2 separate regions of the Homo sapiens genome follow, and region 1 is linked to region 2. A link is an interaction called in ENCODE POLR2A ChIA-PET data of the cell type or tissue named here. Cell type or tissue: CD4-positive, alpha-beta T cell. All regions are shown on one strand.

Evidence for each region. ChIA-PET counts read pairs that join two places held together with the same protein. Peaks named below come from ENCODE experiments on the same cell type or tissue, not always from the same donor. Only the 100,000 strongest peaks of a DNase experiment are listed, where the experiment ranks them.
Region 1: POLR2A ChIA-PET joins it to region 2 with 10 read pairs; 6 of 35 experiments call an interaction of 5 or more read pairs at or near these places.

Annotation. Positions count from the first base shown.
Region 1 is chr16:81,468,536-81,471,035 of GRCh38, forward strand. The region is part of intron 1 of CMIP (c-Maf inducing protein); the gene reads left to right. Among named protein-coding and RNA genes, the nearest start is that of CMIP, 25 kb to the left of the region's middle. RefSeq lists an enhancer at 1,296-1,796. In CD4-positive, alpha-beta T cell, no CTCF peak of the experiment used is centred here; a DNase peak (open chromatin) is centred at 1,556; H3K4me3 peaks cover 881 bases; H3K27ac peaks cover 2,403 bases.
Region 2 is chr16:81,614,969-81,617,468 of GRCh38, forward strand. The region is part of intron 2 of CMIP (c-Maf inducing protein); the gene reads left to right. Among named protein-coding and RNA genes, the nearest start is that of MIR6504, 4.9 kb to the left of the region's middle. RefSeq lists enhancers at 922-1,765, 1,663-1,812, 1,766-2,500, 2,033-2,102. In CD4-positive, alpha-beta T cell, no CTCF peak of the experiment used is centred here; DNase peaks (open chromatin) are centred at 1,543 and 1,943; H3K4me3 peaks cover 698 bases; H3K27ac peaks cover 1,045 bases.

The DNA of each region.
Region 1 (2,500 bases), 150 kb before region 2:
GAGTGTTCTCTCATTCAGCAGTTAGGCATCGTGCCTGAAGCATGCCCTTATGGGGCACCTCCTGGGTACCAGGCATTGTGCTAAGGGTTGGGAGTGTGGAGACAACAGCATGGGAGAAGAGAGTTATGGACAATCGGTTCCAGTGCCCGCAAACGAGGGTGACTCAGGGTGGGCACTCGTGGGAAGCAGCAGGGTCCCTGGAGAGAAGGCTGCTGATCCAAGAATGGGTCCGCTCAGGCCAGGAGGAGAAAGCAGGGAGGAGCTTTCTGGGCAGAACACAGCATTGGGAAAGTCCGAGGGGCCTGGTGAGGCCTGGCACACGCTCCATAGGCCTCAGGTGTATTGAGTGGGCTGGGGGCTGGTGGAATTGTGGAGGGCGGACGCAGTGAGCTGCCTGCATGCTGGCCTTGGGACTTTGGACTTCAACATGGAAGCCGAATTACAGGAAGGCCCCATGAACGTCTTGTTCTTTCCTACTCCGCTTTGAGAGGACCTAATTCTTTGCCCCGATTTGGATCAACCTTAGGCCCAAGAACCTGGCAATGGCTGAGCTGATCAGGAGTGTGGGGCCCAGTTCGTTGCCAACAGGGAAATGTCCTCTGTCCCTCAACCTTTGACGTTGGTGGGGAAACCCAAAGGGGCTGGCAGCCCTTGGGGTCATTCTGGACTAGAAGCATCTAGACCCAAGATAATGCAAAGAATTGTCACGTATAGGAAAACTGGGATCAGCCCAGGCCAGTAATCAAAACAGCATGTTGGAAGTTCTACCTTGGGCTCTGCCACTTGCCTGCTGTGTGACCTTGGTCAAGTAACTTCACCTCTCTGAGCTTTTGTTTTTCATCAGTACAATGGGGCAGATAGCGGTACCAACTCCATGGGCTTCTGTGAAGGATTCAGTGAGATAATGCACATCTGGTGTTAGCCTTGTGTCTGACACAGAGAAAGTATACAGGAAAAACAGAGGGCTCTTATTACTGCCGTTACCACTGTCATTGCTACTGTTACCAAGATTACAGAGGAGGGGACCTGACTACACCCAAGGTCTGAGGGGCCAGAGAGGGCTTCCCAGGGCAGGTGACGTCAGGCTTTGGAGTCAGACCTTCTTAAGTTCAGGCTTTGCCTGAACTGTGGATTCACAGTTCTTCAGAGAACTCACTATGTGTGACATTGGGCAAGTTAGTTATTGAAATTAAGTTGAGCATGTTATTTACATTCTGATTACGTTAGTTAAACTCTACCTGGAAAATGGGATAATAACACCCGACAGCCAGGCTGCCGTGGGAGTATCAGAGCCACCAGGCCAGTTCTGTTTGAACATTTCCCTGAATGTCTTGGAGGATGGGATGGGGAGGGATGAGGAGGGCCTTCTTTGGGGTCCTCCTGTCTGCTGCACCCTTGACCTTGTCTGGTGTCTGACAGCAGCAGCAGGTAAAGAGCAGGCCTCAGTGATCTCCTGCATTTCCTCTGGCCCTCACTGGGAGCTCTTGCCTTGCCTGACAGTTCACCAAGTACTGTGTACTATCTTGTGCAGAAATCATGAGCAGGAGGAAGAACAAACCACTTCCTCTACAACCTTCAGATTTATCAGACACAACTTTTGACAGTTTCAGTTTAAAGAGAATTTCAAAAGAAGATGTTGAAAGCAATAGGGAAATAAAGCGGCCCCTGGCCTCAGCTCTCTGCTGCTTCCACATTTGAGACAAAGGCGCCGCAGGGATGCTGGGAGAGAGCCCCAGCGGTTCAAGAGGTGCCCCATCCAGGCGCCCCGTCCAGGCAGCTTGGGTCCAGAGCCTTCTTTGCACGTGCAGCCTGCTGGCTGTGGTGGCTGGGGTTCTGGGCATCTGCAGGGTGCTTTTCATGTCCTGGGAGTAGTGGCGTTTGCACAGAGGCCGGGTCACAGAGACAGATGTTTCAGAAGTTTGACCTCAAAACAGCTTTCTTTTCCCTTGGGTTGTCTGGAGAAAGTGCTAAAAATAAGGCTGGATCTGAGCAGGCGCTGCTGACAGGCCACCTGGAGGTTCGAGTCCACCACGAAGGTGGAGTCTTGGGGTTATACTGGCTGGAGCCATAGGAAATTGAGATTTAAAAAAGCTATTAAAAAGATTATAAATGAGATCTTGCTGTGTTTCCCAGGCTGGTCTTGAGCTCTTGAGCTCAAGGGATCCTCCCACCTTGGTCTCCCATACTGCTGGGATTACGAGCATGAGCCACTGTGCCCAGCCAAAATTGGGATTTTGTAAGTAGAAAATGATTAAATATTGGTTCCATATAGTTTGTAAGTAAACACAATTCTTGACTTCCTCATGTGATCTCTTCGCTGTAGCCCTGAAACTCCTGAGATCAGTACAAAAAGAAATCCTTTCTTGGGAAAGAAAAGGGAGTGTTATGATTGGTGTACATACACATAGGCACACACATATGCATACACACATGCACACAGGCACAAACGTGCATACACACATGCACACAGGCACACATGTGCGCACAAACATGTGCATAC
Region 2 (2,500 bases):
GATATGTGACGTGTGTGTGTGGTGTATGTGTCTATATGTGATGTCTCTGTGTGTATATGGTGTACGTGCATGTGTATCTGTGTGTCTGTGTGAGGTGTGTGTCTGTGTGGTATGTCTTTGTGTGTATGAGGTGTGTATGGTATGTGTCTGTGGTGTGTGTGTATGTATGTCTGTGTGATGTGTGTGCATGTGTGTGTGGTGTATGTGGTACGTGTATGTGTGGTGTGTGTGCATGTGTAACTATGGTGTGTATGTGTGTATGGTGTATGTGTGTCTGTGTGTGTGGTGTATGTGTCTACGTGGTATGTGGCTGTGTGGTGTGTGTGCATGTGTAACTGGTGTGTGTGTATGGTGTGTGTGGTGTATGTGTCTTTGTGTGTGTGGTATGTGTGCATGTGTAACTGTATGGTGTGTGTATGGTGTGTGTGTGGTGTATGGTGTGTGTGTGTGTGCGTGGTGTGTGTACATTTGTAACTGTATGGTGTGTGTGTGGTGTATGTGTATTTGTGTGTGTGGTGTGTGTGTGTGGTGTGTGTGTCTGTGTGCAGGTGTATGTGTTTTTGTGTGTGGTATGTGTGCATGTGTAACTGTATGGTGCGTGTGTGTATAGTGTGTGTGTCTGTGTGTGTGGTGTATGTGTCTTTGTGTGGTGTGTGTGTATGTGTAACTGTATGGTGTGTGTATGTGTGTGGTGTGTATGTGTCTGTGTGTGTGGTGTATGTGTCCTTGTGTGTCGTGTGTGTGCATGTGTAACTGGTGTGTGTGTGTATGGTGTGTGTGTGGTGTATGTGTCTTTGTGTGTGTGCATAAATGTTGACATTACATGGGTGTGAGTCCATAGCTTGTTTTAGGTTCTCAAAGGGGTCCATAAACCCCCCTGAATCAGGTGATCTTTAAACTCCCTTTGGCTTCTGATGGAAAGATGCTCATTGTTACCGTGGACAAACATGGCTGAAGCCTCTGCCTTCTTCCAAAGTGCAGCCAGCCTAAACGGGGGTGGGGAGGGGACCACGGCCAGCTTTCCTTCTCGTCGCACTGGGGCAGAAGGAGCCGGGCGCGGTGGGTGGGAGATCTTGGCTGTCTCTGCCTCCCTGGAAGGAGGCGCAGGAGAGTTCCGCATCGAGACTGTCCTCAGCCCGGCATCTCTGTGCCTTGCCTTACATGTCATTAATTCATTCAGCTGTATTTTTTTTTTTTTTTTTTTAACACCAGGCTCACTGGAGCAGTCGCAGTTAATCCTACGTGGATCCTGCCTCCTCTCCCAATCCTGTGGGTGGGACATAAATACCCAGCCAGCCTCAGGGTGTGGGCCGAGGGCTTGAAGAAGTGGCCGCCAGAAGCTTCAGGAGAGCGGAGGAGGGATGGGGTCCTGGCCGAGGTGTGGGGAGGGCAGGGGCAGGCGCCGGAGTGTGCAGAGGCACCCCACTGCCTGCTCCGAGCCTCAGCTTCCTCATCTGTAAGATGGGTGCGTTGAGGAGGAGAGGAGGTGTGTGTGAGCATTTCTCGTGGTGCCTGGTACCGAGTAAGCACCCGTGGTCTGTGGTTGGTAGTGACATGCGTCATCGCACTTAGTTCGCCAGCCTGTGTCATACCTGTTTAGCTGGGATCTGCAAACTAAACCTGCCTTCTTGAACCGAAACCTGCCTTCTTCCTGGACTGCCACACCGACCTCCAAGAGTTGAGAGGATCCCAGAGTGGAACAGAAGTGGCCAGAAAGCCAAGTGTGGCTGGGGAAGGGGGTCACACCCTCCTATGGGAGGAAAGGCTTGGAAACCCAGATGGCTCTGCCTGGAAGGATGGGGCTGAGAAGAGACTGATGTGTAGCAGTGTCTGTGGTCAGTGGCTCTGAAGAAATCCGTCCCAGGCCTTTAGACATCAAGTGCTGCTGTGAGAGGCAGGCTACGAGGACCCAGCTAAGACTGGAGGCTCCTGCAGCTCAGCAGGAAGTCACAGGGGGCGTGGCCAGGCCAGGCAGCTGGGGCCCAGGAGGAGAGATCTGTCAGCCATCCCTGCCAACAACTCAGCAGTGGGCCGGACCCAGTCTGGCAGGGCCAGAACCATCTGGATGTGAGCTCGGGGCAGAGGAGACGCCAGGAGCACCAACGGTGTGACCAGGAGAAGCCACAGTTGTGGAAATGCTGGTTCCTTCTGTAAAAATGCCTACGGGGCAAACACATCAGAATGTCCACTTTGAAAAGGAAGAAGGGGCCAAGAGCCAGTAGGCCCTGCAGGTCCCTCAGGGCTCTCATGTGCCGGCAGCCGAAATGGGATCTGGCCATCCCAAGCAGGAAAGGAATGTACTAGAAGAACGGTGGCAGCCTGGAGAATGGCCTGGAGCTGGGGTCGGGGCATGCAGGTGGTAGTCCCATCACCACCAGTGCAGGAAGGTGCAGGGCAGGACCCAGCTCCTCCCAGGTGAATTCTCCCTGCCCCATCTCCATAGCACTTGCCCAAGATCCAGAGTCCTGGGCAAGAACCTCTGCCTGGCCAAGCCAGAGGA